Linked DNA regions of Homo sapiens: region 2 is linked to region 1. The links are chromatin loops, found by intact Hi-C in ENCODE. Cell type or tissue: ascending aorta. All regions are shown on one strand. Links, peaks and the distances in the headings refer to the core of each region. The heading gives the core; the rest is flanking DNA. Region 1 holds the start of LUC7L2 (LUC7 like 2, pre-mRNA splicing factor). Region 2 overlaps HIPK2 (homeodomain interacting protein kinase 2).

Region 1 (16,309 bases), core at 4,061-12,060:
CCTCTGGGGAAAGGACTGAGACGGTGAAGGGGACCACAAAAGACTTTATTTGTAATGCTTTATGCACTTTTTACTTTTTTTTTTTTTTTGAGACGGTGTCTCACTCTGTCGCCCAGGCTGGAGTGCATTGGCACCATGTGGGCTCACAGCAACCTCCGTCTCCTGGGTTCAAACAATTCTCCAACCTCAGCCTCCCGGGTGGCTGGGATTACAGGCACCCACCACCACATCTGGCTAATTTTTATATTTTTAGTAGAGACAGGTTTCACCATGTTGGCCAGGCTGGTCTTGAACTCCTGACCTCAGGTGATCCACCCACCTTGGCCTCCCAAAGTGCTGGGATTACAGGCGTGAGCCACAGTGCCCGGCCTCTTTATCCATTTTTTAAAATTTGACAGAAATATACGAAATAACATTTGTTCAATCATACAGATGCTTGTTTGACCTCTGTACTTTTTAAAACATTTTTTTAAATGCAGACACCTATAATCACTATCACAGAACTTATTACTTAAAAATAAACATTCAAGTGTAATTCTTCATTCCCATTAGATTTTTGGTCAAAAGATGACAGAAGCAAATTATGTCTATAATCTCTAAGAAAAGGAAATAAAGATATAACTAAAGCAACTCTGCAACCTGGGTATCAATCTATTGCTATAAATAATTACTATACCCTAAAGCACATCAACCAATAAATATACAGAACACCATGTGCAGGGAAGCACTCCCTCTAACACAATGGAGTAAATTAAATTGTAACAGGAAGTTTTCAAAATATTTATACATGGTGTCCAGACTCACGTGAATCGACTGCTTAGTCCTAGCAACATGCCCTGCCGCTCTGCTCCCGTCCATAATGCAGGCTCACAGCCACTTTCCCTAGCATTTCTATCAGGCCTCTCTTTGATAAGCAGCTTTTCCCACAGCCAGGTACCTCTTCACATTCCCACTGTGGAACCAGTTGGTGAAATCCTGCAGAAACACTGACCCCCGTGGACCAAAGCACTAACGGAGAGGTGAGAAATTGAGCTAAATGAGGTAATTTCATCCTGGAGGTCTTGATGGACCTCTCTAGGGATCTCCTAGATCTCTCTGTCTCACAGGCTTGTATTTCTGTCCAGTCATTTCTGCTTACAGGCTTAGGTATATATATAGTTCAAACAGCTTTCCTTTCACATGAATACTCCCTGGAACAGTAATTTCCAAAGTATGAGATTTGCACAAAAGATGACTTTAGGTGTTACATGATTTTGCCAACAAGACATTTTAAATACCACTCAGTAAGGAAATTATTAATCACAATTAAGTCAAGAAAAAAAGTTCCCATTTTGCAACAGTACTTGTTTAATAAATTTAACAACTTCTAATTTTTAGCACAGGAACCCTAAGTGACAAGAGTCTAGTTACATAATACACCATTTTGTTTTCATTGTATTTATTTTTATGGTGGTATAAACTTTCATTTTAAAATTAACTTAAAATTTTTAGAAAGTGAGTTGACATAAAGGAAAATATTAAATAAACAGAAAACAGTAAATAATAATAAAGGCAAGGCCAGGCATGGTGGTTCACGCCTGTAATACCAGCACTTTGGGAGGCCAAGGCAGGTAGATCACTTGAGGTCAGGAGTTTGAGACCAGCCTGGCCAACATGGCAAAACCTCATCTCTACTAAAAATACAAAAATTAGCAGGGCATGACAGTGCATGCCTGTCATCTCAGCCACTCGGGAAGCTAGGGTAATCGCCTGAACTCGAGAGGCGGAGGTTGCAGTGAGCCAAGATCAGGCCACTGCATTTCACGCCTGGGAGACAGAGACTCTGTCTCCAAAAAATAAAAAATAAAAATAAATAATAATAAAGGCAATAAGTGTGACAAACATTTGGGAAACACTGATCTAGAAGAGGGTTTCTCAAACTTTTAATGTGTATCAGAATCACCTGGAAGGTTTCTAAAAACATGGATTGCTGGGGCCCATATCCAGAATTTCTGACTCAGTAGGTGGGTCCAAGAATTTATATTTCTAACAATACGACGTGATGCTGAGGTGATGCTGAATTGCTGCTCCAAGGACCACACTTGGTTTAGAATAACTAAACCAGAATGGTGATCAACAAGCTTTTGTTAGAGTCAAATGGTAAATGTTTTCGGTTTGCGGGCCATATGACTCTGTTGCAACCATTCAGCTCTGCTGTCGTAAGCCAAAGCAGCCATAGACATCATGTATATGAATCGGCATGGATGTGTTCCAATAAAACTTTATTTACCAAAAGCAGGAGGCCATAGTGCCAGTCCCTGATCTAAAACATACCTTCAAGTAACTTTAACTATTAAACTATTAAAGTTACTTTAAGAGAAAAGTCTACCATTTAAACTAATACTAGAGCACAGTACAGAACAGAACAGCCAGGTATATTATAGATACTATCCAATAATTATCAGTTAACTCTAAAAGAGAAAACTGGGGTCTGCAGAAATCTAAGGTATTAAGATTAAAAACAAAAACCATTTACCATATTCAGGAGACAAGATTCAGCAAGGGCAGCTGGTTAAATTCCTTTCATGTTGAGTCAAATAAGTCAAACATCAGTTGTACATGGTTCACAACTATACTGGAACATATGGGTCAATACTGAGTGCTTTTTGGAAAGAAGTTTTAAAGATTCTTTTCTATGCTAATAGCAAAATATGACATTTATTCAGCTGAATGGACTTCATGTTACTTTCTGACGGCTTTGACTTCTCAAAGTCCTAAGTTATTCAGTTCAAACAAAAACATGGAGCTGCAGATGATTTCAGAGTTTTCACAAATTAATTTCTCTATATCCTCAATAATCTTGCAAAACTGAACAACTGACCTATTTTGGCCCTGCCTTCCAATATCTATTCTAGCAGCTGCTAGTGCATGAGAACCTAAACAAAAAGGAAACAGAATAGCTTTTCTGCAAGTTTTGAATTCACAAGATTCCCTCTTCACTCCCTCATTCTTTTTCCAGTAAGATGTTCCAACTTCCTTCACCTTCTTATAGTTTCTTAGTAGATTAAGTTATGCCAAACTGCTTGTTTCCTCAAGAACTCTACATACTAACAGCAGTAGGCTTTAAGAATTCAGTCCTTTTCAAGCACCTTTCTGGAATTCCATCTTTGGGGAGTATCTGCCTCATTTAACTAGTCTTGCCCACTTATTGACCTTTAGTTTTAAACCATCTGCCTGTCTTCTCAACCCTCCTGCTTGCTGAACTCACAGCAACTTTAAGCTTCAATGCTTTGTATGAACCACCTGTTACTGAAGAGTACCTGATTCACTAAACCTGACCTTGATCCATGACACCTCATGGCCATTGAATTCCTACTACCCATCTTGAACACGTTGAACACTACCATCTATCCTTATATGACAACATCCAACCTAAACGAAAATAAAAGAATTTACTTGCTCCTTATAGAACTGATGCAGAAATAGACAAAATGATTTTTCTTTGTTTTGCTTATATTTACCTGAAGTAAAAGAATGTCTCAGAAGCATATGCTTACTTGAGGAGAACTAAACAACTGTAGAGAATCCAGGAACGATGCAATGTTATATGAAGTGATACTTTTATTGTTTTCTGGGCTGCTGTGTAGATAGAAATATTATTCAGAGTTCAAAATGCAAAATGAGGAAAACTTTTCTTTTTTCATTGATTCACTATGCAGGTGCTTTCAGTGTTTTGGATATGCCTGAAACTCTGATAAAGTTAAATAGTTAACTGAAACGCAGAGAAACTACTGTTTAATCCTATAAAACTCCTTATATTAAAGAATTTACAAGCTCTAGACTAAGAAATATCCTGTTATTATTTAAAAAATGTCTGCGTATACATTAAAGGCTCCGCCTCCTTCACTTAAAATGAACAATCCAAGTGGAATAAAAGAATGGCTCACAACTGACCAAGAAATGAATATGGTTCATTATGTTAATGAGAAAAAATTAAGAGAAAATGTTTTCAATGTTGATGAAAAGTCAAGGAACACAGATTACAGTAAAGATGATTTTATAAATAAAATCCATTAAAGAACGCACTACTTCAAACTTTGATTCAGTAATTTTGCAGAAAGGCAGAAATGTCATACTATCTTACAGATTACACGGTTATGTACTACTAACCTTACATTAGCAACAAGTAAATGGCTTTCTTAACAGTATTTTCCTGGGTATGAGGATGAGTATCCTTTCAGTTTTATATCCCACAAACTATAACTACTGTACAACTGATCAGCAAAAATATTATGATTAATATGTTAACTGAGGAAGTATATCCTACAATTTAGAAAGATTAACATTTAAAATAGTTAAAATTATTGAAAGTTTTAACTTGCCCGAAACAGTCCCTAACCATAAGGGACAATTAATGATGCTATAAAATTCTATCTAACATTCCTAGTCTACTTGTTGTTTTGGAGGGCAGGCTGCCATTCCTGCCTATTTTAATCTTTCGAAGGTGGTCTCTGCTCCCATTTAAAGGTATAAGCAATTAAGAGATACAGAACCCTCAGAACTACCTTCTATAACTTACCTAATTTCTAAGCTTAAAATGTAATCTAGGCTGGGCATGGTGGATCACCCGAGGTCAGGAGTTCGAGACCATCCTGGCCAACATGGAGAAACCCCATCTCTACTAAAAATACAAAAATTAGCCAGACGTAGTGGCAGCCACCTGTAATCCCAGCTACTCGGGAGGCTGAGGCAGGAGAATCACTCGAACCCAGGAGGTGGAGGTTGTAGCAGTGAGCCGAGATCGTGCCACTGCACTCCAGCCTGGGCAACAGAGACCCTGTCTCAAAAAAAAAAAAAAAAAAAAAAAAAAAGGATGTAATCTAAATCCACACCCTCAATTTTATTTAATTCTTATTGCTTGCATCTTCCCAGACTTTCCTGGGATCAAGACTAGAGACTTATGACCAAACTGTGTTTGTTGGCAAAGGGGCTTTAGCTAAGGAACATCCTTGCAATTAATCCAACTGAGCAAAAATCACAGTCTGTGTGAGGGTACTGGGTTCTTCCAACTGTCACACAGACAATTCTCAAACTGTTTCTTGGATTTTCCTGTGCAACTCCTCCCTGCTTTCAAATAGAATGAATATGTTCAGGGAAAACAAATTATCCCTCTCCCCTCTGCTAACAACTAAAACAGAAAGATATTTATAAAACGTAATGAATCATAAACAAGATAAAATAAACTAGTAATTACTATCTACTTATAGCTCCTTTCTAAAAAAACTTAAAATATATTTATTTTTCAACATTTCTGAGTATAACATAGGAAATTATTTGGTTTCCCATATAACAAATTACAGATTTAACTTGAGGCAAAAAAGGTTAAGTGACTTACCCAAGGTTACAATTAGAGGTACAGCTGGGGCTAGAAACCAGGTCTCCTGAGTCTCAGCCCAGTGCTCTTTTCCTTAGCCCATGATGCCTTATCAGAAAAATCCAAATACAGTCAGACCCCCAGTTATATGGGTATGAGTTACACTGATTCACATATACAAACTTTATATAGTGTGACCAATGTTTCAACTCACGCGGTACCCTGCTTCCATTTATGCAGTATGCCAGGCATCGGCACGATTTTCAGTGGCACACAGGCGGTTGCCACCACCAGGGCCCTAGGCAAAATTGCAAAGAAGGCAGAGTTTGTCTTTGGCCCTCCCACCTCCCTTATGCATTTCTCTCCCACCTCCTGGCAGTCCCCCTGCCCAGCCTCCCGGCACCATCATGCTGCCCTCAGATTGTCTAAAGCCCCCAACTTCCACCACTCACCCAGGAATGTCCTTTCTTGAAGTGCCCAGTGATCCAAAATTACCTCTCCATTTCCCTGCTAACAAAATTCCTACTCCTAAGGATTCCAGTGAAGTTTAGGTAATCTAAATGATTAACTACTTTATGTAATTCAAGTTAAGGTATATTTAACTAACAGACTTAAATCTCCAATGAATTTTAAAAGGAACTAATTAAAAACTGTCAGGAAGGGGAGGGGGAAGAAACCTTGAGGGGGTGAGGAGGTAATGTTTTCCCAAAGCCCCAGGACTCTGTGCCACTTCAGATTCCTTCACAGACAGGACACTAAGAGTGGAGGGGGTCACTGCCACCTTGAACCCCACTTCCAAAAAAGAGAGTCGCTGCTTTATAGTCTCTGGAATTAAAAAAAAAAAAAAAAAAGGACAGAGTTGCCTTAAATACCCTCCTACCTACCTTTTCCATCTCTCTCCCACCTCCTGGATACCCATTTCCACCTCTTAGTGCCAAAGACACCCAACAGCGTTCCCATAGGCTGTTTGTGTGTCCAATACAAGGGTTCCCATTAAATGGTTTCAAATTACATGGTGTTATTCAGGGGACGTTTCCATGTTCCCCTATCCCTGGGTAACTTGAAGTTGACTGTATGCTAAAAAAGAACAATCCTAATTATTAAAAGTCCTGAATCATAAAATGATATATATAAACTCATTAAATGGTAAGAAAAAAAAGAATGTTCTGATTATTTTGCATATATAGAATTAATTTTGATATCTAAAAAAAACTCCACTCAATTATTTTTCCTTGAAAGTAGTATATTTTTTACTTCTAACCCAATACAGCAGTGAAAATCCAGTCATTTCAGCTAAACAATACTGTGGACTCGTAAATATGAGTTCGATCATAAATCCTCTAAGTCTGAAGGTTAAAAAAAAAAATCCAGTAACAGACACATAAAAAAATACACAAAGTGGATTTTAAGAAATCCATGTTTCTGCTGACTACACACACAGAAATATATATATTTAAATTTAGCTTTGCAATACTAGACGGGCTGCCTAATTCAGAAACTTATCAGGAGATGGTTTACCTTGATCCAACTACCCTCCCAGTAAAACTAAGAAATCCAATCCATGAAGAAGATCCCAAAAATGGTATCCATCAAGGATTAAAAGGATCATGTAAAGCACGTCTTAAATAACTTAATTTTATTACACAGATTAGTTATTCTGTTAGCTAGGATCCAATGAAACCCGTTCCCAATACCCTCTCTCATGTTGGAAAAGGAGGAATGTTAAGACATGCTGCAGTGATAAAGTAACCATTCTTATCTAAACGTGAGAAATGATAACAGTTAAAAGTTTCTCCAGTGGCATTTTAAGTTAATGTTAACTTTCCATACAAAACTCATTTCCTTCCCAATCTTTCCTCTCTACACAACCACAAGTAGGTTTGCCATCTACACCTATTTGTCTATATATTCTACAAATAAAAGTTCCCAATATGGGTTTTTATTAAAACTGAAAATGTGAACACTGAAAAGCCACTCTACGCACTGCTGAAAGATTTGAATGCAATAAAATTTTTAAAATTTACTCATATTTTGCTGTAAAGCACTCATGTAAATTAAAAGAGTAACTTAAAAACTAAATTTAAGACGTGCCTTTTCTCTTAAATCAATACACTTAAATAACTTCTCAAGAAAAAAAGCATTTCCTTAGTGGCTAAGAAACTATCTGCCTAAAGAAGCAACACATAAAAACTACCAAGGATTTTGCTGTGTTAAGAAAGTAATGAACTAGACCTTTCCTACATATTTGAATGTATTTAAGTTGAATTTGAGAGTACATTACTAATTAACATCACCAAAAAAGCAACAGCATTTCATCATTTTATTTAGAAATTCTCTTTATGACAAAGGATAATCCAGCAATTAAGGGCTCTCTATACAGATTCTAAACTAAACGCCTGAAAGGATCTTTGTTCTCCTCTATTCTACTTCACTGGGTACCAAATTTTCAAAATCGTTCTGTTAGGGACATGCAACATTTGTCAATATTTACTGAACAAAGCCTCTATTAAATTGTCTAACAAAATGGAGGTCTCTCGGAAAAACAGGCCATAACATGTTCCTTCTCACAAAATGGGGCCAAACACACCCACTTAAGAAACCATGGTTTGGGTCAGATTTTCCATAAAAATGGTTGTTTCTGTGGGGCTCGAGGGTGCATCTCTGAGACTGGGTTAGTAATAAAGGTTTCCTCCTGACCCAGGAAGAGGAGGGGGAAGCTTCTCTCTAGGTACTCTGGAGGACGGCGGCGAGGGATGATCCCAAAGCTCTGGGTTAAGGAATTATATCGGGGGTGGAGGCCTTAGCTTTCCGCAGGTACCTAACCAGCGACAAAACGGGCCCCCCAACTACGCAACAGAGACGCGGGCTCTCCCGTCTCAGCCAAGTCAACATTAAAAGCACAAACTCTCCTTTCTGCCTCCAGGCCCCGCCTCACCCCATTGGCAGCAGTTCCCGCCAATCCGCATGGTCACCGCCCCCCCTGCCCGCCTGCCGAGCCCTGATTGGATGGGACGGGGGACGGGGACCTCGTGTTACCAATCTGGGAGCCCCTTACTCAGCCACACGCGCGCGCCCAGGTGCGCCCTCGGAACCCCTTCCCTTCGCCGTCCCCGTCCCCTCCCCCACCCCCAGGGCCCTGGCAGAGACTTACCGTCCCGGGAGGTGCCCATCAACTGGTCCAGCATCGCGCGCATCTGGGCCTGCGCCGACATGGCGGCGGCGTAGCGGGCGGACGGGCGGGGGTGGGGCGCAGACCGGGCCCTTTTGGGCTGGGGGATAAGGGGAAGGGATGGGGGAAGGTGCGCTGCTGTCTCGGTGGCCGCCGCCGCCTCGAGGCGTGCGGAAAGGGAGCCGGAGGGGTTGCGGGAAGAGTCCGGACTGCGCTCCTCACGACGACGTGTACGTGGAAGACGACAGCCCCCGACAGCGACCCTCGTGCCCTCACTCTCCGTCCGGTTCTTGGGACAGAAGCGACACGGGCCAAGCAAGCTCTCGCCTTCAACACCGCCACCCGCCAGAAGCCGTCAACCCCCCCTCAAGCTCTGACGCCGCTCGCCGCCACCGTCGCCACGACGGGAGCGCGCACGCTCCTCGCGCTCAGTCGTTTCCCGCGGGGGCTCCACCAACTGGCGTCCAGCTGTATCACTCCGCCCGCCCCGCCCGAGTGGAGTTCCACCCTAACGGCTCTGGGCGCGTGCACGCGCGCTCCTCCCGCCCCTTTACCCCGGATCTCGCGATACTCTGGTTCCTTAACTGACTGTGCAAGCCGGATCCGCCCCGAGGCGCCAAACCTTACATTACATTCCCTCCCGGCTGTAGGGCTGGCGGCTAAGGCTGCGCTGCCCGCGGTGATGGCGATTCAGACCCAAATTAGCAAAATGCGCTAGAGGTTAGCCTGGGCGGAAAGTAAGTAGAGACCATGCCCATCGTCGACCGGACTGCGGTCAGCCTCCTTGGCGTCTGAGGTGGGCGTGCTCGGGGCGAACGCCCGCCCCGAGTGGCGTGGACGCGTCCTGGTTCTCGTGCGCCTTTCCCGGCCGGGAGCAGGCCTGTCTCGCCGCCGCCGGGGCCGCGTTCCTTCCGCTGCGTGGGGCTTTAAGGCTCCTCGGCTGGGAAGTGTCAACTTCAGGAGAAAGCGCCCGAAAGCAGTACCCTAGGAAACAGGCGCGCCGACCCATTCGGATTCATCTTTACCTACAAGGTCGCGGGCGGCTTAGTCTGAATGTGAAACCATAAAAACTCAGCGTATTCTCAGCTACTGGGGAGGCGATCTCGGGGAGCAGGGAGCCAGCGGCGCTGGCCGCAGGGAAGCCTGGATTCTGAAGCCCGGCCCGTGACTGGGGCCTTGGCTTCAGTTCTACCCCTCGTAGGGCTGGTGGAGGTGGTCACACGTCTGCTATGGCGTGGCTGTTAGAACAAACTGGAATAAAATACTTAGCCCTGAGCCTTTCCCTGGTGTTTCTAAAAACTGTTTTAGTAAAATATTAATTCCTTGCCGGGCGCGGTGGCTCACGCCTGTAAACCCCGCACTTTGGGAGGCCAAGGGAGGTGGATTGCCTGAGGTCAGGAGTTCAAGATCAGCCTGGCCAACATGGTGAAACCCTGTCTCTACTAAAAATATAAAAATTAGCCGGGCGTGATGGCGGGCGCCTCCCCAGCTACTCGGGAGGCTGAGGCAGGAGAATCGTTTGAACCCGGGAGACGGAGGTTGCAGTGAGTCGAGATGACGCCACTGCGCTGCAACCTGCGCGACAGAGCGAGACTTCTAAAAAAAAAAATTCCTTAAGTAAGACATAGGTCAGTGTGCAGGAAGAAAGGTTGCTTAAAAAGAAATCTAAAACTGTAAGAAAAATGAATGAGTTAATAAAACCAAATGTTTAAGAAGACAGGCACTTTCTAGATACTTTGAAAGGACATAATAGAGATTTGTGTTCCATTAACACTGTATATTCATCGCCTAAAAAGAAATTTAAAACTGTAAGAAGAATGAGTTAATAAAATCAAATGTTTAAGAAGACAGGCACTTCCTGGATACTTTGAAAGGAAATAATAGAGATTTGTGTTCCATTAACACTGTATACTCATCGCCTTGGAACTGTTATTAGCAGATCAATAAAAAACATGAATAGTAGTAATAGTCCCAAAATTCCTTTAAATGTATATTGCGGCTGGGAGGGATGGCTCATGCCTGTAATCCCAGTACTTTGGGAGGCAGAGGCGGGCGGATCACCTTGAGGTCAGGAGTTCGAGACCAGCCTGACCAACATGGTGAAATTCCATCTCTACTAAAAATACAAAAATTAGCCGGGCATGGATGCGCGTGCCTGTAATCCCAGCTACTCGGAGGCTGAGGCAGGAGAATCACTTGAACCCGGGAAGTGGAGGTTGCAGTAAGCCGAGATTATGCCACTGCACTCCAGGCTGGGTACAAAGCAAGACTCTATCTCAAAAATAAATGCGTATTGGGCCAATGAAAATTTTTGAGGTCGGACGCAGTGGCTCACACCTGGAATCCCAGCACTTTGGGAGGCCGAGGCGGGCGAATCACGAGGTCGGGAGTTTGAGACCAGCCTGCCAACATGGTGAAACCCTGTCTCTACTAAAAATAGAAAAAATGAGCTGGGCGTGGTGGCGCATGCCTGTAGTCCCAGCTACACCGGAGGCTGAGGCAGGAGAACCGCTTGAACCCAAGAGGCGGAGGTTGCAGTGAGCCGAGATCGCGCCATTGCACTCCAGCCCTGGTGAGTGTGAGACTCCATCTCAAAAAAAAAAAAAAAATTATTTTGAATCAAGTTATCTTTAGTAATACACAAAATAGCTTCTCTTCAGTTATTCAGAGAACTCTGAATTCCAAACTCCAAATACTAGGATATCCTTTGGGAACTGATTTATAATAATAGAAAAATGTGCAAATTAATATGTCTTTGAGGGATACACTATTATGTACACAATGTGATCTGACCCTGAAAAACAGTGTATTTAAAGAAATACACTAAAACCAATAATTATGTTTTGTTGAAGAGATTTGAGTTCTTTTTTTTATTTTAGATGTCTTATAAACAGCATATAATTGGGGCTTAAAAATAGTCTATACAATACATAATGATCAAAATTGAGGAGTGAAATTGAGGAGTGAATTAAGTGATGTTCACTCTTGGAAGCATTGATGATTTATATTCATGTAATTACTCCTGTGTTTGGGTTTAAAACTCTTATTTTTGCCTATTTGTCTCATCTATTTCATGTTTTTCTCTCCTTTCCTGCCTGATTTTTAATCATTCCAATTTCTTCCACTCTAGTAGTGTGGAAGTTTCATTTTATTATATTTTTATTCTTTCAGTGATTACCCTAGAAGTTATAATGTGTATCCTTAAGGTATCAAAGTCTAATTTAATCAATACCTTTATACTCCCCTCCCCCAAGAGAGGTAATACAAGGAACCTAGAACACTAACTCCATTTACTCTCATCCCAAGTTATATGCTCTTGTTACCAGGTCTTTTAGTTCTCTTATTTTTTAAAACCAAGTTTTATATAATCAATGTTCTTTATTTACCACTTATTTTGCTCTTCATTCCTTCGGAAATCTCTGCCTGTCCATCTGGGATCATTTCCTTTTTGTCTGAAGTTTATCCTTTAGCACAGGAGTCAGCAAGCTACGGTCCACAGGCCAAATGCAGCCCACGGCCTATTTTTGTGAATAAAGTTTCACAAAAATTCGAATACTGCCAGGCTCGTTCATTTACATATTGTTGTGGTTGCTTTTGCCCCACAATAGAGTTGGGTGGTTTGTGAGGGATCCCATACTGTGTGGCCTACAACACTCAAATATTTACTATCTGACTTTTTTTTTTTTTTTAACGCAGGTTTTCACCATGTTGGCCAGGCTGGTCTCAAACTCCTGACCTTAAGTGATCCACCTGCCTCGGCCTCCCAAAGTGCTGAGATTACCAGGGTGAGCCACTGTGCCCAGCCTGACTATGAAGTTTGCCTACCTTGCTTCAGGGTTTGTTTTTGTGTTGGTCGGCTAGTTGGGGGAACGCTCCCATTTTGTTTATCTAAAAAGATCTTTATTTTGCTTTAAATTCTAAATGGATATTTTTATTAGCTAAATCCTAGGTTGGAGGTTCCTTTTTTTTTTTTTTTTTTTTTTTTTTTTTGAGATAGGGTCTTGCTCTGTCACCCAGGCTGGAGTGCAGTGGCGAGATCTCGCCTTGGCTCACTGCAGCCTTGGCTTCCCGGGCTCAAGTGATCCTCCCACCTCAGCCTCTCAAGTAGCTGGGACTGCAGGTATGCACCACCACACTGAGCTAATTTTTAAAATTTTTCTTGTAGAGACAAGGTCTCCCTATGTTGCCCAGGCTGGTCTCAAACTCCTGGGCTCAAGCAATCTGCCCACCTCAGCCTCCTGAAGTGCTGGAATTACAGGTGTGAGCCACCACGCCCAGTGGTTATTTTCTTTGGGCACATACATTCTACCTAACCTTTTACCTTCCACTGCTCCTAAGAAGTCAGTTCTGTTTTTCACTCTTTTAAAGATAGCTGGCTACTTTATCATGCCATTATGGACTCATTGAACAATGAGTTTTCATTCATTCGTTCATTGAGAATCCATTAACTAACATCTTTTGTCAATTTAGGAAATTCTTAGCTCTTACCTCCTCAGATATTGCCCCTCTCATCAACTTCTGGACATTTAAATACATGCATATTAGATAGTTTTCACTGTATCCTATCTCTTTACTCTCAGTCTTGCACTTTTTACCTTGGTCTTTCAAAGCCGATGCCTTTTTCTGACAAATTTTATAGTTCATTAATGTCACTATGGAGCTGTATCTAATTTGTTGTTAAATCCATCAGTTGAATTTTCAGTTGTAGAATTTGTATTAGGTTCTTTATCAAACCTATAATGTCATTTTATAGTTCCTGGTTCCCTGATGAAATTTCCAAGCTTGGCTGCTTCTTTGACCTTAGTGAACAATTGTTGTGTAATCTGAGTTGGCCAATTATAGTATCTTAAGGTTTTTTGTGGTCTGTTGCTCATGTTGGTTCTCACATATGAAGTCTTTTCTTGTGTGCCTGGTTTTCTTTGTGTGCTAAACATGTATTTGTAAAAAAAAAAAAATGTATAGAAATAATATAAGCCCTAAGTATAGGATATAATCCTGTCTTCCTCCAGAGAGGATTTTTATTTTCCTTTTTAGGTAACTGAAGAGATTACTAGTCAGGAACCACCATAATACAGGTTCAAGGCCTCATTTTCTCTTGACCAACAAACAACAAAAATCTGGGCGGAAAGTCTGGCAAGGAGGCTGGGTGGGCACCATGGCTCACACCTGTAATCCCCACACTTTGGGAGATCTACGCAGGAGAATCACTTGAGGCCAGGAGTTTGAGACCAGCCTGGGCAACATGGAGAAACCCTGTCTCTACAAAAAGTACAAAAATAAAAATTAGCAGAGCATGTTGTGCGCCAGTAATCCCAGCTACTCAGAAGCCTGAGGCAAGAGGCTCTCTTGAGCCCCATGTGGTCAAGACTGCAATCAGCCATGACCTTACTACTGCACTCCAACCTGGACAACAGAGCAAGACCCTGTCTCAAAAAAAAAAAAAAAGTCCAGCAAGAATTTTTGTTTTATTTACTTCCAATTCACTTTTGGGATTGAATTTCAGGGTCCTAGCTTAAAGTGGGTGTGATTTATTAGAGTCCCTACCTTTGTGAGCCAAAACTTTTTTTCTCTCAGTCCTATAGCTCACTCAAAGTGCAGCTCAGTTTCAATACTGAAGCTATTTCTACCAAATTGACAAATGCTGGCAGGGTATAGTGGCTCATGCCTATAATCCCAGCACTTTGGGAGGCCAAGGCCAGTGGATAACTTGAGGTGAGGAGTTCGAGACCAGCCTGGCCAACATGGCAAAACCCCATCTCTACTAAAAATAAAAAAATTAGCCAGTTGTGGTGGCACGTGCCTGTAATCCCAGCTACTCCGGAGGCTGAGGCAGGGGAATCGCTTGAACCCGGAAGGCGGAGGTTGCAATGAGCCAAGATCGTGCCACTGCACTCCAGCCTGGGTGACAGAGAGAGACTCTGCTTCAAAAATAAATAAATTGACAAATGCCATCATGCCAGCAATGTGTCTTTGTGTGCTACGCTACTTGTCTTGGTTGTCTTCTCCTATGTTCTGACCCAGCATTTCACCACTAGTTTTATTAGCTCTTTAATGATTTCAAGAATTTAAAAAAATTTTGACTTTTGTTCCAATTGTCTTCAACAGAAGGGTCACTCCAAATTACCTAGACTGCCATTAACAGAATTGGAAGTTTGTTCTCCTGTTTGTAAATTTTTTCAATTTTTTTTTTTCTGAGACCGAGTCTCTATTGCCCAGGCTGGAGTGCAGTGGCGTGATCTCGGCTCACTGCAACCCCTGCCTGCCAGGTTCAAGTAATTCTCCTGCCTCAGCCTCCTGAGTAGCTGGGATTACAAGTGCCAGCCACCAAGCCCAGCTAATTTTTTGTATTTTTAGTAGAGACGGGGTTTCGCCATGTTGCCCAGGCTGGTTTTGAACTCCCAAGCTCAGGCAATCCGCCTGCCTCGACCTCTCAAAGTGCTGGGATTACAGGCGTGAGCCACCGTGCCTGGCCTTCAATTTTTTTTTGTTTCTTTGTTTTTTTTGGGTTTTTTTGAGATGGAGTCTTGCTCTGTCACCAGGCTGGAGTGCAGTGGCGCAATCTAGGCTCACTGCAACCTCCACCTCCCGGATTCAAGTGATTCTCCTGCCTCGGCCTTCTGAGTAGCTGGGACTACAGGAGCCTGCCACCACGCCCGGCTAATTTTTGTATTTTTAGTAGAGATGGGGTTTCACCATGTTGGCCAGGATGGCCTCCGACTGCGTGATCCACCCGCCTTGGCCTCCCAAAGCAAAAATTTTAAGTGTAGTAACCATGTATTCATCTTAGCATCTGAAAAAAAAAATCTCTGTATGTCTATGTCTACATTTTAGCAATGATAACCATTCCTCTTCCAGGAACAAGGTCTCAGAGGGTAACAAAATAATATAAAGTAGGATTAAACTATACATTTAAAACTAGGTAATTAAAACAGAATAGGTACAAGTAACATGTTTTGCTAGCTGTCCAGAACAGACAACCCTTCAATTTATTGTAATTTATGAACTAAATATGGTAAATAAAGGCTATATCATACAAATTAATATTGCGGTTTTACTTGGGGCATCGGTACATACAATCAAATTTTATAAACATGGTGCCTATTAATTTTTGGGACAGTCTTGCTCTGTCACCCAGGCTGAAGTACAGTGGCGGGATCTTGGCTCACTGCAACCTCTGCCTCCCAGGTTTAAGCGATTCTCTGCCTCAGCCTCCCAAGTAGGTGGGATTACAGGTACCTGGCACCAAGCCCAGCTAATTTTTGTATTTTTAGTAAAGACAGAGTTTCACCATGCTGGCCAGGCTGGTCTCGAACTCCTGACCTCAGGTGATCTGCCTGCCTCAGCCTCCCAAAGTGCTGGGATTGCAAGCATGAGCCACCGTGCCCGGCCGGTGCCTATTAATGTAGATTTTAAAATTCAAATTTTTTGAAAATTACTATCTTTTAGTTGGATAAATTAAAACTTACTTTACAGACTGCCTTGGATTAGCCTGCCTTTAGTTCAGAGCAACACAGATTTCTTTTCCCACCACATAATCCTAGTATGTGAACATCTTGTTCTTATCACATGTTCATATTTGTATCTCTAACACTTAACCAGACAAGGAACTCAATACTTTATAGCCAGAAACATCCTCAGTTCTAGTGAAAATGTATTAATATCTGAAGTTTGTGGAGAGGAGAAATGACAAGAGCCAAACCTAAACCAAAAGAACTAGTTAATTGGTTTATTCAAGACAGGGGAATTAAAATCAGTAAGCATATAAACTATATTGCTTGAAAGAAACT
Region 2 (16,309 bases), core at 2,837-10,836, 370 kb before region 1:
AAAACAAGTGTCAGGTCCTCAAAAGGTTAAACATAGAGTCGCCACCTGACCTGGCAGTTCCACTCCCAGGTATGTACCCGAGAGGAATAAAAACACGTGTCCACATGGTTGCATCGCAGCGAAAAGGAGAAGCAGCCCAAATGTCCATAAGCTGACAAGTGGATACACAAAGTGTGCAGTAATAGTCCACTGAATATTATTTGGCAATAAAAGGGAATGGAATGTTGATACATGCTACCACATGAGTAAACCTTGAAAATTTTATGTTAAGCAAAAGAAGCCAGATGGACATATACATATTGTGTGATACCATTTATATGAAATGTCTAGAACAGGCAAGTCCGCAGAGATAGAAAGTAGAGATTCATGGTTTCCAGGGGCTGTGGGAAGGGGGAATGGGGAGTGACTGCTAATGGGTATGGGGTTTCTGATAATCAGAGTGATGATAATATTTTGAAATTAGATAGCAGTGATGGTCACACAATTGTGTTCAAAACCACTGAACTATACCTTTTTTTTTTTTTTGGAGAGGGTCTCACTCTGTCACCCAGGCTGGAGTGCAGCAGTACAATCTTGGCTCACCGCAACCTCCGCCTCCAGGGTTCAAGCAATTCTCCTGCCTCAGCCTCCCGAGTAGCTGGGATTACAGGCATGTGCCACCACACCCTGCTATTTTTTGTATTTTTAGTAGAGATGAGGTTTTGTCATGTTGGCCAGGCTGGTCTTGAACTCCTGGCCTCATGTGATCTGCCCACCTCAGCCTCCCAAAATGCGGGATTACAGGCATGAGCCACTGCACCTGGCCTGAACTGTACATTTTTAAAATGTGAACTTTATGGTATGTGAGTTGTTATGTCCATAAAGCTGTTACTTTAAAAATTGCCCTGCTGGGGATGGTGGCATATACCTGTGGTCCCAGCAAATAGAGAGGCTAAGGCAAGGAGGATCATTTGATCCCAGGAGTTTGAGCCTGGACAACATAGTGAAACCCTGTTTCAAAAACAAAACTTGCCCGAAACTTACCTTTGTAGCCAAGTCCTTCATGGACAGGCTAGAGGTCAGATGGAAAGAAGTCAGAAAATTTATCTTGGGCGAGGGCATTTATTCTGCCACTGTGGGAGAAGCACTGTGCCATGGGTGTGGAGGAGCAGTGTTCAGAGAGGAGTGTCCTGTGGCCTCCACAATATTCATTCAAAATTTGCCAATGTCTTGGACATCCTGGGTTCCATTCCCTGCCCGGAAATGAGTTCCTCTTTTTGCCTGGTAGATTTCAGTGATTAATAAATAAATGTTCATCCTTATACATTTAAAAACATTTTATTTGGAAATAGTTTCCAAGTTACTAAAAAATTGCAAAAATAAAAATAGTACAAAGACTACCCCTATACCCAGATTCCCCTCCCCTATACCCCATATCCAGATTTTCCTGTTATCACTTCACCCCATTTGTTTTGTCATGCCCTTGAATGTGCTGTCTCTCACTGTTGCTCTTTTGGTTGTTGTGTGTGTGCCTGTGGTGTGTTTGTATATACAGACACACGAATGATCGTTATATGACTCGAGGGTAAGTTACAAATATCATGGTGCTTTATTCCGGCACCATCCAGAATGGTAGCTACTAGCCACAAGTAGCTATTTAAATTAAAACTAAACAAAACTTTACATTCAGTTCCTCAGTCACACCAGCCACATTTTCAAGGGCTGCATAGACACATGTGTGGCTGCATCAGACAATAGAGACTACAGAACCTCTTCAGCAGCACACAGAGCTCCTCTGGACAGCTCCGCGTTACCCCCGATGCTTCAGCGTGTGTTTCCCAAGAATAGGGCGCTCTCATACATGGTACAGAGATCAACTGAAGAGAATGTAACACTGATACAATATTTTTATCTGAGCCACTGTTTACATTCCAGTTTTGTCAGTTGACCCGGTGGAGTTCTCATTCCTTTTAGAATGGAGGTCTTGGGTCTTGTTTGTGAGCCCAGATCTGCTGGTCTGTACTCAGGGAACATGTATAAAACAGGACTGCTAAGTCTTGAATTGAGCCTGTGCCTTTCCTATGCCCTTTCTTTCCATAAACTCGAATCCTTTCTCTAACTCATGTGCAGATGGATCGGGTCTGGGCCCTGGAGCCCAGGTTGAATTTCCTTAGCTCAGAATTGTTTTAATGCTTTTGTCACTGGTTGAATAACTCAAGGTGCAGCTTCCTCCTGTGCTGACATTTGGTCTGTGAGCAGGTGTGGCTCTGCTCTTAAATCAGCAGAAAAGATTTCCTGTGAGTAAAAGGAAATTGGCCTTCCCAGCAACCGCACTGTTTTTCTTTTTTCTAATCACTTTCCCCAAATTTTAGCTTGCAACTAAGAAAAGGCTCATTTTGTTCTTTGTTTCTTATTTTATGGCTTAGTCGTGACCCTGTAGCTCTGAATCACTTCATGCGGCCCAGGACCAATGGGGCACTGGGGAGCTTCCGGCCCCAAACTCCTGGTGTAGCAGAGGCCGGATGTGCAGGGCCCTTGGCAGCTCATTTTCCTGCAGTCCAGGAGAAAGGTGGGCTTCTAGCGATTTTCAGCCATGGTTTGGGTGAAAAGCTGGGGTAATGAGCAAATTGCAGTGATTTTTATTCTTTCACTAACTGGTGTTAGAGCTTATCCTCCAGGGGATTTCTGGTGACTTAATGGGATTTCATGGCATGAGTAGGTATGGAAAACAGATTCCTGGGTCACTGACTTCACTTCCATAGACATTCCCCATCCCTTAATAATTCTTAGGATTTTGTGGGTGTAAAAGCTGGGAAACAAGAAATCAACGGGCTTATTATTCTTGTATCCTTTCCTATATTTCAAGTTGCCCCTTAGAATGTATCCTCATACGTCCTCCCACCTTTTTGTTTGGATTCAGCAAGTCTTAGAAGAGAAGAATCTTTAGCAAGGTAAGACCTCGGTAGGAATACTATATGAGCCATGTAGTTTGAGCCAGGATGGAAAAGGGAAATGAATTCATGCAGAGAGAGTGGAAATGGAGCTGATAGCTTCATTTTCTGCTTAACTAAAACGGAATGAAAAGGGCTTGGCTGGCAAGGTCAGGACCACAAGGCGAGCTGCTGAGAGCCGTATGGTGCAAGATGGCAACAGAGTTTCTACCCCTTGACCACCTTTTGAGAACTGACAGGGAAGACTCTTAGCGCTGGGCCTGTGTGGCTTGTTTGGAGGAGTAAATTGAGTATACTTGATGCTAGTGAAAGAACCAGAGAGCTTCCCTGCATCCAGCCGTTGGAAGGAAAACATACATTCGGACATTCTCTGTTAATATCTTATGCGTAACATGAGGCACCCTAGTTGGGTAAATGGCTTTGATTGGCCTTTGTGGTTCCGCAAGGGTTGCTGTGTTTTGTAGGATTGTAGTTCCTGTTGTACTCCATAGCTCCAGCGTAGGCATTAAGTTTTTATGTTATTCGATAGCATCCTCCCAGCTTCAACAAAGGGTATTGGCCCAGGACAGTAACTCCTAGGAGTGCCTGAGAGCTGATTTTGTTTCAGGTCAGCTCTGGCCTTGGAGATGCCCTCCCTGGGAATCAGGGCAGAGCAGAGGGCATCTGTGCCAGGAGGGTGTGCTCTCCGCGTCCTGCTGTGGGAGTTCCCTCAGGGAAGCACCTTGGCCACCCTGACACTGGTGTGTGCGAGCCCCTTCTGGAAACAGAGTTGCAGTGCCCTGGTGAATGCTTCTTCAGGGCATTGGCCCCTCTGTCTACCAGGTCATGCCTTCCTCTGCCACTTGAAGTCAGCAAGGACGCCAAAGGGGACCAGCCTTCCCTTCATTCTCCTGTCACCTGATCCTGTGGCTTCCACATTATCGTGGTTCCTTTCCTACCTGTCAGTGCCAGGGTCTTTGGGTCATCCCTCTAGTTTGTTGTCTGCACCTTCCCTGCAGGTTCCTATCGCCTCTCAGATGCGCCTTCATGGTGGGTGCCAAGCCCCTGGCCACATGCTTTCATTTCCCACTCAGAAGTGGTACCATTCCTCCCTCCCCTCTCAGCCACCTCCTGTGACTCCTCAACAGAACAAAATCGAAACTAGGCACCAAAGACCTGCCACGCTGACTCCAGCCTTTCCAGACCCTTTTGTCACTCACTGCAATGCAGAGCCCTCAACCACAGGCATGGTTTTATTCTTCCTGATGTTCCCTTAGATGGGTTTGGTCCTGTTTTATCTTATTTTCATATTGTGCTTTGTATTGTATCTGCACACTATCCCAGGTCCTGTAGGCAGTGGATGGCTTATGAATCTTAAATAAAAATGGGTCTCATCTGTCCCTGGAACCCAGTGCTCACTGGCCTCTGTGTTTCAGCTCACCCCTGGCTTCGCCTTGGGGTGCACTCTCGTGTGTAAAGGGGTCGCTGACTCTGAGAGCACTCCATCCACTCTCTGAAGCCTGCACCGTTCAATGGGCAACAGTTGCGACTTCCTTCTGTGGTCAGTTATCTCTTCTCCCCTTGGCCCATCTCGTCCTGTTGACCTGAAAAACAGGTAGCCCTTTCTTTCACAATGCCAGTGGTCACCTGCCACTCTTGGGGTGGTGCTTGGACATCGTAGGTGCTCAGCAGATATTCCTGGATGCTGCTCACTCTGTCCTCTACAGTCCTCAGCCTAGCAGATTTGGAAATTTGACTCCATAAATTTAAGGATTATTGGGTTCTAAAAGACTGGTTCATACTAACTAATTCTATAAAAGGCTGATGGATCAATCTGAATCATTTAAAGAGAGATAATCCTAGCATCCAGAGAAGCTAGGCCTACATATCAAGGTATTTTCTCCTTGGTCAGAAGGTCCTCTCTGGAATCCCAGTAAGAGATGAGAAAGTTGCTTATTTAGCACAGAATTTAAGCAAAAGGCTTAAGTCGTCATGTACTTCTAAATGTATTTATAAATCATGAAAACATTCTCTGCTCATGGGATACTTCTCTTAAAGAACCTGCATGGGATATCTAGAATCAAATATTCCCTTCCCCCCTCGACAGTGAAAAACCTATGACTTACTTCTAGACTTCACTAAGATTAGTGTCAATTATCTTTGTAACATCATCTCTCTTTATTTAGGTATGACATATCATAGTTATACCAAGTTGGTAGATATTCTCATTAATTACATTTTACGTCATTTTGGAGTCACAAATCATACGGCTTGTCAAATCCTGGTTTTGTAATTTTTGAGGGTTCCTTCATTTAGGATCTGCAGATCTCTATTTATAAATTAGTACAGCATAACACTCCTATGAGGGAAATGATAAATGTGTGTGCCTTGATTCTAGAAATCACAATCTAAAACACCATACAAGTTAGGAGTCCACAGTAGTGTGTATTTGGCCATTAATGAATCAGTGGTCCCCTGGGTGTGTGAGCCATGCTATTTTTAAAACCATTGCTGACTTCAGTGATAAAGAGAGTACAGAATGTGCCTTCCCAGGCTTGTGAGCTTACCATGAATAATACCCATGGTTATCATGATGTCAGAACTTAAATATTCTTTACCAAGAGCACAACCGTGGCGTCATGGAGCATGGGAATGCATTTAGGGGGCAGGGTGTGGAAAGTCCATTTTTCCCAGAGAAAACATCAGCCCAGGGTAAAAGCTGATTCTCCCATGGGGGCACTTAGGCCTGTATGCAGCAGTGCCAGACTCCTGTAGGGCATCTTCCAATTTTAGTCACCAGAGAGTGATTTGCGTCAAAGTTTGCAAACCAAACCAGAGCATTTGTCACTGAAGATCCCGTGCCTTCCACTTGTTCAGAAAAGTTATTAGGTGGGGGATTAGTACGTGCACACTTGAAATCACTAACACTGGTGGTGATGAGAGTAGTTTCATCATTTGACACATTGATCTCCTGAAGCATTCTCCTGGGGAATGGAAGTGATGCTAAAACATGGAAGAAAGGGACTGAACTATTTCGGAATTTTAACGTTGTCTTTAAAAACGTGTGCTCTGGTTTTGCTAGGTGAGCATGCTGTGCCTCACAATAGAATTACACTAAACCACGTTAATTGTGACTCATTAGGGATGGCAGCATTAACGAATATTCCAGCACTGGTTAGGATGGCCTAAGTTGTACAGCAGTAACAAACAACAGAGGTTTGCTTCACACTTGCGCCACATCTTGGGTCAGCTGGGGTCTCTGCTCTTTGTTACCCTCTTTCACTGACCAGGCAAAGGAGCTGCTCCTCCCCAGACCATGGTTGGTTACCGTAATATAAGGGAAAGAGGAGTCACACACTGGCCGGAAAGGCTTTTGCCTGAGAATGCTACTTCTTGCGTACTTCTTATTGTCCAAGGTGGATCATTTGGCCAAGACTAATTCTAAGTTACATGGCTTAGCTTACCTGAATTACAGCACAGCTTTTCAAAGTAATGGGTGCAAGACAACGTATTAGGATACAGAAGAAAATTTGAATATGTATATTTTATCTCACTTTATCCTTTAAATTTTTCTATATTTGTGTTTTTGGTTAACAATACTGTATTGGAAAGTAAAACATAGATTATTTTTAATTATAAAAATCACATATATCAGGAGTGTTCTCTTTTCCCCTGATTAAGTGCTTAATCAAAAAAGTTGAGATCATTGTTTATACAGTAGATACAAATCTGCAATAAGCATATTGTACATAGAAACTGGGTCTCAGTTATGACCAAGGATAGTGCTTTTGGTTAAAATGTTACATGGAAAAGAGATGCAGAAGCTTTGAAAGTAAATTCTATTCTGTGTTAGCTAGGCCTCTGGGAGCTAGCTGACCACCCTCCCCTCAGTTTTCACTAAACGCTTGTTTAGGACTGTATTAGTCCATTCTTGCATTGCTATAAAGAAATACCTGAGTCTGGGTAATTTATAAAGAAAAGAGGTTTAATTGGCTTCTGGTTCTGCAGGCTGTACAAGAAGCATGATGCTAGCATCTGCTCAGTTTCTGGGGAGGCCTCAGGAAACTTACAGTCATGGTGGAAGGTGAAGGAGGAGCCAGCCTTTCACATGGCCAGAGCAGGAGCAAGAGAGAGTGAGGGGGGAGGTGCCACACACTTTTAAGCCACCAGATCTCACAAGAAAACTCACTCCCGTTGCAAGGACAGTACCAAGATGAATGGTGCTAAACCATTCTTGAGAAACCACCCGCATGATCCAGTCACCTCCCACCAGGCCCCACCTCCAACACTGGGGATTACAATTTAAGATTTGGGTGGGGACACTGATCCAAACCATATCAGGGACTCACTATTTTATACACACACACACACACACACACACATATATATATAATATGTTATATATATTATATGTTATATAATGTCATATATAATATATGTTATATATAGTTATATATATATATGTTCATTTACTCCTCACAAGGACCCTATGAAATATGATTACTGTCTCCACTTTAGAGATGAGGGGATTGAGGCAGAAAGGGGTTAAGTAACTTGCTGAGATCACAGAGCTAGAAAGGGCAGCACTGGCATCTGACCTAGTTGTTGAGAATGCAGAAACAATCTGAAAATTAGCTCTTGGAATACAGACCCCTATGAAGATAGGGATGGCCTACATCACCAAATGCCATCCTGTCTGTTTTAAAGCAAGACATAGGAGAGCTATCAGACATCTTAGATGTACGTGGGGAAGGCGCCCCGCTACAAGAACCAGTATTATCTGAGTGGGCACCTCCTCCCAGCACTGGGTGTAAGTGGCTCCGTGCCATGGAGTTGTTGGGTAATAACGCCAGGACTGGCTTGATGACAGTGACTCACAGTAGAAAAATGTCCTTGCAACAGACCAAAGAACCCACTTTAATTTGCACAGCTTAGAATGGGCCACTGGTTGCCCTGCCAAGGGATCCCTGTACCAGCTGATTTTCATATCCACAAACACACACACAAAAGCACCTATTTAAATATTGCAAATAATACCACATTGCATTTTTATTATGCTTTATAGTTTACAAAGCACATTACAATGCTACTTTATTATTCTTAGTGTGCTCCAATATAATTTCACTTGCCTTCTCTTTTCTCACCTTTTTCTCATCTTTAGTTTCTTTTTCCTTTTCCTCTCAGCATCCGTGCCAACTTTCCCCACACTCCAGCTTTCTTCCTTTCGTTTCTTCCTGCTCTTCCCTCTCCCTGCGAGTTGTGGAGGTGGTACCTTTCCCGAAGTGATCCCTAATTGAGTTTAGTCAGGTGTCAGTTAAAGGCAACTGAGGGGAATGAAACAATTCTCCAAGGAACAAAACAGTTGTAACATGGAGCTCCTGTTGTAAATAGCAGTTGCTATTTAAATCAAGTAAGAAGGATGGATTATTGTGCTTTAAGAAGGGGATGAAATGAATCCTGTATTTAAAGAGAGCCTGGGGGAAAGGGTTATCTGCATCTCACATCCCCGGCATCACTGTGTCTGCAAAACATCTTTCACAAAGTTTTCTTTGCAGTTAGAGAACAGCCTGTGAGAGAAATGCTCAAAGAAATACATAAACATGAGTACAAGGGGTGTGCAAACAGGTGTTGCACTGAGCGCAGAACCCATTTGGCGGCCCTTTGTCCTGGTTCCTTTGTATAACTCAGCAAGAAGTTGAGGTTTAGAAAAGGCAGGTTTGAGGAAGTGCCGTCTGTGGCCTCTTAACTGTGGACGTCACTGATGAGAACAGATCGAACTTTAGATGCCTTCCTTAGAAATTTTGTTGTTTTGAAGTCAAACCTCAATCACAATGAACAAATATATTTGCATAAGGAGAGGAGGTGTATAGTGCCCTGGCAGGAATTAAGACTAAAACGTGGGAGTAAAGCTGTAGATGCTTCTGTTGCTTTTTAACCAAGAGGCCACAGACACAGGCCGGGAGGCTGAGAGGGCAACCTGCCATTTGGCCAGCGTCACTTTGCGATTGTTATAAATACTTTATCATAGCTTGAGTACAGACATGCCTTTTCAATGAAATACATCCTGACTTATTTTGCAGAGGGTACTAGTTTCATAGGGTGACTGTAACAAATTAACACAAACTATTAATAGGTGGCCTAAAACAACAGAAATGTCTTCTCTCACAGTTTTGGAGGAGTTGGCAGGGCCACGTTCCCTCGAAGACTCCAGGTAAATCCCCTTCTTGCCTTCTCTCGGCTTCTGATGGCTCCCAACAATGCTGGGCATCCCTTGGGTTACAGCTGCATTGCTCCAGTCTCTGCCTCTGTCGATGTGTGGCCCGCACTCTGTGTGTATGTCTGTGTCTCCTCTTACAAGGACACCAGTCATATGGGATTACGGCTCACCTTAATGAATTTATTGTAACTTGATTACCTCTGAAAAGACCCCATTTCCAAAAAAGATCACATTCACAGGTACTGGGGGTTAGGACTTAACATATCTTTTGGGAGGACACATAGTAATAGAATCTACACAGTTTTTAGTTTAAATGAAAATTAGGGCCAGGTGCGATGGCTCATGCCTATAATCCTAGCACTTTGGGAAGCCAAGGCAGGTGGATCACCAGAGGTCAGGAGTTTGAGACCAGCCTGGCCAACATGGTGAAACCCCATCTCTACTAAAAATACAAAAATTAGCCGGGCATGTTGGCTCATGCCTGTAATCCCCACTACTCGGGAGGCTGAGGCAGGAGAATTGCTTGAACCTGGGAGGTGGAGGTTGCAGTGAGCCGAGATCTCACCACTGCACTCCAGCCTGGGCGACAGAGTGAGACTTTGTCTCCAAAAAAAAAAAAAGAGAGAAAAAATTGCAGTGACATGGTAACAAGAACACCAAAATGGGAAAGAATAGAGTAGATTTCCAGTTCTGATTCTGTGTGCCACAAACATTTCTGAAGTAGAACCTGAGGTAGCTCAAAAAGGCACCTCAGCTGTGGACTGGGCCGGAAATGGGTGTTTGGCTAGTAAAACGCATCATTTTACTTTACCAACATAGTACCAGACATTTAAGGCTAACAAATTCACTCTTGCTCAGAAGAGAAAAAGCCTACCAGATTTTTAGTCTTGATTTAGACTTTACCAAACATTTCTAAAGGATAGGAAAAGTCCATCTGAGGCTTACCTTCCGTTGCCAGGCACACACCTGGCCTCCTCAGTATCTGCTGCAGGTCTGGTTTACTTGTCTCTTGAGGTGGTCAGTGAGGATTTTGAACCAGTAGTGAATGGAGGGACATTGGTATGTCATGTTAGGAAGTGGCTGAAAAATTCAGGGAAGGTGCTTTCTTTCGTAAAGGTTTGTGATTCAAACACCTGAAAACTGGTACTGCTGAAACTTTAACCGTCCTTATTTAGAACATTTCAGGGACAAGGTAAGCAGCCTTCTAGATCTTTGAAAAAATGTGGATTTAAATGGAATTCCTCTGGGTTGAAACCAGAAGTACAGCTGATTTTGTTTTCATAGTTTGTGGGTGTTTGCCTTTTTCATCCCACCACGTTTATTTAAAAGGTTGTCTTCTTGAGATCCTCCATTGGAAAGAAAATGCAGTGTTGAAAAACAGAACAATGTGGATGGCAGGTGAGAGAGGGCACACGAGGAAGAACCAAGCCGGGGCTCCTCCTCGATGCTGAGGGGCATGAAGAGGGGTGGCCTGAACTTGGCCGCCCACTGCCAGCCACTCTTGAGGTGGCTTTTGGGGCCTACTTAGGTTCTGCCTCAGACACACACAGAATCAAAACTGGAAACCTAGTTTTTGTGTTATTAATAAGCCACTCCCAATTCTCTCTCTCTCTCTCTCTCTCTCTCTCTCTCTCTCTCTCTCTCTCTCTCTCTCTCTCTCAGAGACAGGGTCTACTCTGTCACCCAGGCTGGAATGCAGTGTTGCAATCACAGCTTGCTGCAACCTCTACCTCCCAGCTTCAAGTGATCCTCCCACCTCAGCCTCCCGAATAGCTGGGACTATGGGTGTGCACCACCACACCTGGCTAATTTTTTTTGTTTTTTGTAGAGACAGGATTTCACCATGTTGCCCAGGTTGGTCTTGAACTTCTGGGCTCAAGCAGTCCACCCATCGCGGCCTCCCAAAGCATTGGAATTACAGGTGTGAGCCACTGAACCTGGCTCCAATTCTCTTTTATACCAAAGTGACTACAGTTGCTCCTCAGTAGATTGAGAGATACATTCCTATATGGCCTTTTTCAGAAGCGTTGTAACATCAACTCATGCAGAGCTTAATTTAAAGTAGATAGTATGCTTTTACTTGTTTCCAGCTATGATATTAGACTAATTGAAATGAACTTATAGGTCCTTTAAGGTAAGATATAGAGAAAGCACAAAGTGAAATGTCTTATCTCCAAGAAGGGAAAACCGAAGAGACTTCTTTTGGAATATGGTAATTATTTAACCTGAGAAAATTATACTTTAGTAAAATGCTTTTGGTTTCCTTAAAACTATTGTTATGGGTTGAATTGTGTTTCCCCCCTGCCAAATTCATATCTTAAATTCCTAACCTTCCATATCTCAGAATGTGACTTTATTTGGAGGTAGGGACTTTATAGAAGGAATCAGGTTAAAGTGAGGTCATCAGGGTGGGCCCTAACCCAATACAACTGATGTCCTTATTAAAAGGGAAATTTGGACACAGATACACACAGAGGGAAGATGATGTGAAGAGACACACAGAGAAGACAGTCATCAGTGAGCCAAGGAGGGAGGCCTAGAACAGACCCTTCCCTTCCAGCCCTCAGAAGGAACCAGCCCTGCTGACACCTTGGTCTTGGACTCCAGCTTCTTGAACTGTGAGACAGCGTCTGCTGTTTAGGCTGCCCAGTCAGTGGTGCTTTGGTACCCCAACCCTGGCAGATTCATATGCTATGTTTAGAAAGTGGTGTTTTGTGTTTTTCTAAATAAGGTTCTTAACCCAGCCAGGCACAGTGGCTCACACCTGTAATCCCAGCACCTTGAGAGTGTGAGGCAGGAGGATCGCTTGAGCCCAGGAGTTCGAGACCAGCCTGGACAACATAGGGAGACCCCGTCTCTATAAAAAAATAAAAATAAATTAGGCAGGCATGATGGCGCACACCTGTAATCCCAGCTACTTGGGAGACTGAGGTGGGAGGATCTCTTGAGCCCAGAAAGTTGAGCCTACAATGAGCTATGATTGCACCACTCTACTCCAGCCTGGGTGACAGTGAGACCCTGTCTCAAAAAAAAAAAAAAAAAAAAAAAATTAGCCAATGCCACTCTTGTTTCAAAAAGGATTCTTTGAATTGTTTTATTTTCTTTTCATTGATCCCATCAGTTTCCTGGAGAAAGAAGCTGAAAAAGCGTTTGTGTCTTATCAGTGTTTGCTTCAGCACTGGATTGGATTGGGAATTTTCAGATTGCTTATGAGCTCTTGACACCATGTCCTGTAGATAAACAATTATGGGTTGTCTGTACTCACCCACTGCAGGGCAAGGCTGGCTCACCCACAGTGGTTGATGGCTTCATTCAAAGCAGTATAGCAGAGTTACCAAAAGGAGTTATTTGGGGCCAAGTTAGCAGCTTGCAGAAAGAGAATTAAGTCTGAACATGTAACTCTGACAAATAATGAGTCAATAAGTAGATAGATGTGTGGAGAATTTGCAAATGTTAGGAAAAGGATGTTTTCTCAATCAAAGAAACACAGCCTATGGTAGCATTTGCAGATTCAAGGCAGATGACATAAAAGATTTTGAACGTTCTTAAGAGAACCACATTTCTTGGAAGAGCAGGAGGCGTGACATGGTGCATTTGGTTCTCTTCCCAGGAGAGCACCCTTCTTTCCCTGCTCCTGACCCTGTGGGAAAAGAGGGCTATTGGCTCATTCCCAGCCAGGCTCTGCCACTCTTTCTCTGTTTTCATTCTCCTGGATCAATCCCTTAATTGTGTTTATCATCATTTCATCCTTGATGTTTCCCTGTGACTCATATTGTCCTCCTCATACTATTTGACAATGTCTCTGCCCCCGAGGATTACTTGATTTGCCATCTGCTCTACTTTCTACAGCATTTCTCCTGGGAAACAGCTTTACCCACGGGGACTCCATTTCCACCGAGGTGTTGATGACAGCCTTCAGGTCCACATCTCCACCCATGACCTTGCGCCCATTCCCTAACCTGGCTTTTTTCTTGTTGCATATAGAACATTTCCTCTTTGTTGTTACTAATGCCTAAAACAAAATCTGCCCCAAACCAAGCCCTTCTAGCTGGCCTGTGCTCTTACCGTCAGCAGCACCATTCTCTTAGTCCCTTTGGGGCATGAACCTTTGATTTAGATCTTTTTCCCATTTGCTATTTCTCATTCTGGCCTTCTGGTCTTTTGGCTGTGTCCCTCTGTCTTTGGCCTTACCCATGAACTAGTTCAGGGTCACCTTGCTCTCTTCCCCTTCCAGTTAATCCCATGCAGGCCCAGCCCATCCTATTGATTTCCATTCCCTTTTCAAAGTGGGTGATCGTCATTCACAATTCAACCTAGCAAGTAGGAACTGGGTGCTGGTTAGGAAAGACCATTAGCTCCTGACACTTCAGTAAATTAAGCAATTTCTTGCCTCAGAGTTTCAGTATGAATAGCTGAACACTGGACATTTCAACGTAGATATCCCGTTAGTGCTCATAATTCAACATGTTGAAAACAGATTCTATTCTCCCCTCCCCCAACACTTCAACTCCACTTCCCATCTTCCTTCTCACTCGTGGAGCCCCACTCCTTCTGGCACCCCAAATGTGTTCTAGTCCCCTCTTTCCTTTGCTCTCACATCTCATCTGTCAGCATGTCTCACCTTTTCTCCTCTGCAGAGTTTTATATTTCTGCTGCTTCCTGTTTTCTCAGGCAGTTCCTTAGTCCGGGTCCCCCTTACCCCTCTGGACCAGCTTTCCCATTGGCTGAGCACTTGCCCAAGCTCCCTTAGCCCGGCTCTTCTTACTCAAGGCCACTTCTCTGCACTGACCCCCTATGCATCAGATAAGCAGTGGTTACCTCTTTAAATAGGTAAATGTATTTTATTTTAATCATTTCTTATGGTTATATTTCTCAGATGTCATAACCAGAAGACACAGAAATGAGAGATGACTCAGGGTCATTGTTGTTGACATCCACTATTTTATCAGGTGACGTATAGTCAGGTGCGTCCTGTAGTTTCAGTCTGTCTTCCTTCACTTATCAGCCCTCATTTTTCCTTTGGCTGGTGTGGGACTCATCTCGTTGTTTGGTGATTGTAGTCTGAGAACCTAAAGAATGAAGAAGTTTGGCTGGTGGCATGGATTTGGGAGTCAGGCAGACCTCAGTTCAAATCCCAGCCCTGCTAGCAGAGGCGAAGTGACTTTGGACAAATTATAGCTCCATTTACTCATCTCTAAAACAGGGAAACACTGTAGTTTTGTTGTATCGAGCAAACACCTGGAGTCTGACATATAGAGAGCAAAGGCAATCAGGACAGTCACCTACCACTTGTTGATGTGTTAGATGGCAGCCAGTGAGAGAGAAGGCGAAAGGAGAAATTAGATGAGCAGCTCTCATGGTTGGGCTTCCCCCCAGCTCTCTGAGTATTTAGAAATTACTTCTAGAAGATAGAAGTTATCAGAAGATGACAATTCTGGATAACTAGGTAGTTGTATACACAGTGCATACTGGTGGTTATTTATTGCTTTAGCATTTGTTATTGTATTGCCACTATGCAAACGCACCTCAGTTGTCTCCAAGCAAAGCCTGAGCTTTCTAGTACAGAGACCGCAGTGCTGGCCGCTCCCGCCATGAGTCTCACTCTCCTGATGGACTGAAGTACACTCTGTTTGCAGGATTTGGAGCACTAGCCTTCTGCCCCATCTTTCTAATTGCAGCTTGAGTCTTAGTTCTGCTGTGAAACTTTGCCTGACCACAATGCATAGTGACTCCTGCCTCTAAACTTCTAGTGTTTACTTTGGCAAGTTGTTTATGTTGCCTTAGAATTACCAGCTGTCCTTTTTAATTTGCATTGTACTTGGCAATCCCCATGAGATTCTAAGCTCCTTTAGGTCGGTGACGATGTCTTAGATGTCTTTGTGTTTCCTGTTGTGCTCAACCCTAATCTTTTTTTATGTAGAGGACCCTTAATACAGACTTGATGATTGATTTTATTTCATGTTTTTTGTTTTTTTCAAATGCCCAGTGCTGCAATCAGTAGTATTGTTATTGTCATTATTGACAAAAGAATTCTGTATGGCTGCATAGTATTCCATGGTGTATATGTGCCACATTTTCTTAATCCAGTCTATCATTGTTGGACATTTGGGTTGGTTCCAAGTCTTTGCTATTGTGAATAGTGCTGCAAGATGAAATTGGAAATCATCATTCTCAGTAGACTATCGCAAGGACAAAAAACCAAACACCGCATGTTCTCACTCATAGATGGGAATTGAACAGTGAGAACACATGGACACAGGAAGGGGAACATCACACTCTGGGGACTGTTGTGGGGTGGGGGGAGGGGGTAGGGATAGCATTAGGAGATATACCTAATGCTAAATGACGAGTTAATGGGTGCAGCACACCAGCATGGCACATGTATACATATGTAACTAACCTGCACATTGTGCACATGTACCCTAAAACTTAAAGTATAATAATAATAAAAAAAAAGAATTCTGTAGAGCTTGTGGTTGATCCTAAGCTGTGCTCTGGTGGAATATACTATATATTTAACATTGCACAACTAGTGGGTAAACAGACATTGATTGAAAATGGTATAAAAGCCCCAGGGACATTCAGTATACACTGTTTTGGAAATGTATCATTTAGAATGGGCTAACCTGAAATTATCTGTGTACTCCTTGTGAAATATAAACTTAATAAGCAGGATTATTAAAACTTTATGAATATTATTTAGTATGTCAATGAAGGAAACTTTCCAAGTACTTTTTGACCCCCTGAGGTATTAGATCACCATGTCATCCAGGGTTCTCAGGGGTTATACAGATTAACCCTTTCTAGGTGTTTAAAAATGTCCATTTAGATGCATATTTCCAACATTCATATATTTTTGACATATTCTATAATTTTGTTATGTCTTATGTGCATAATCTATATTAGACAGATATGGCATTTCATTAAATATGAGAATTAATCCTTCCTTTGAGTTCTTTATTATGAAAAAAAAAAAAAAAGATCTGTAGCATCTATTAAGTACTCATTATTCAGCCAGAGCTTGTGTCCAGAAGATTTTAGGAAGTAAGGAAGTTAGTACCTCTTAAAATCAGGTGTTCATGATTCCATTCTCTTGAATAATATAACTGGATTCTGAGCGGTAATCTGTTTTACATCTGCCAAACCCAAATTAAATATTACATACCGATAAAATTGGTGCCAC

What was found. Hi-C counts contacts between places; a loop is a spot of excess contacts. Peaks named below come from ENCODE experiments on the same cell type or tissue, not always from the same donor. Only the 100,000 strongest peaks of a DNase experiment are listed, where the experiment ranks them.
Region 2: a loop joins it to region 1, with 4 times the contacts of the local background. A loop is called at or near these places in 3 of 110 quality-filtered maps.

Annotation. Positions count from the first base shown.
Region 1 is chr7:139,352,518-139,368,826 of GRCh38, reverse strand. The region is part of intron 2 of FMC1-LUC7L2 (FMC1-LUC7L2 readthrough); the gene reads right to left. LUC7L2 (LUC7 like 2, pre-mRNA splicing factor) reads right to left here and starts at 8,933. Exons shown (of 10, transcript NM_016019.5): 1 at 8,505-8,933. The coding sequence starts at 8,565. RefSeq lists a silencer at 8,239-8,668 and enhancers at 8,899-8,948, 9,669-9,798. In ascending aorta, for the core only: no CTCF peak of the experiment used is centred there; DNase peaks (open chromatin) are centred at 8,336, 9,056, 9,436 and 10,008; H3K4me3 peaks cover 4,063 bases; H3K27ac peaks cover 3,756 bases.
Region 2 is chr7:139,723,802-139,740,110 of GRCh38, reverse strand. All of the region lies in intron 1 of HIPK2 (homeodomain interacting protein kinase 2), which reads left to right. Among named protein-coding and RNA genes, the nearest start is that of HIPK2, 46 kb to the left of the region's middle. In ascending aorta, for the core only: no CTCF peak of the experiment used is centred there; DNase peaks (open chromatin) are centred at 5,500, 7,740, 8,560 and 8,890; H3K4me3 peaks cover 1,412 bases; H3K27ac peaks cover 7,895 bases.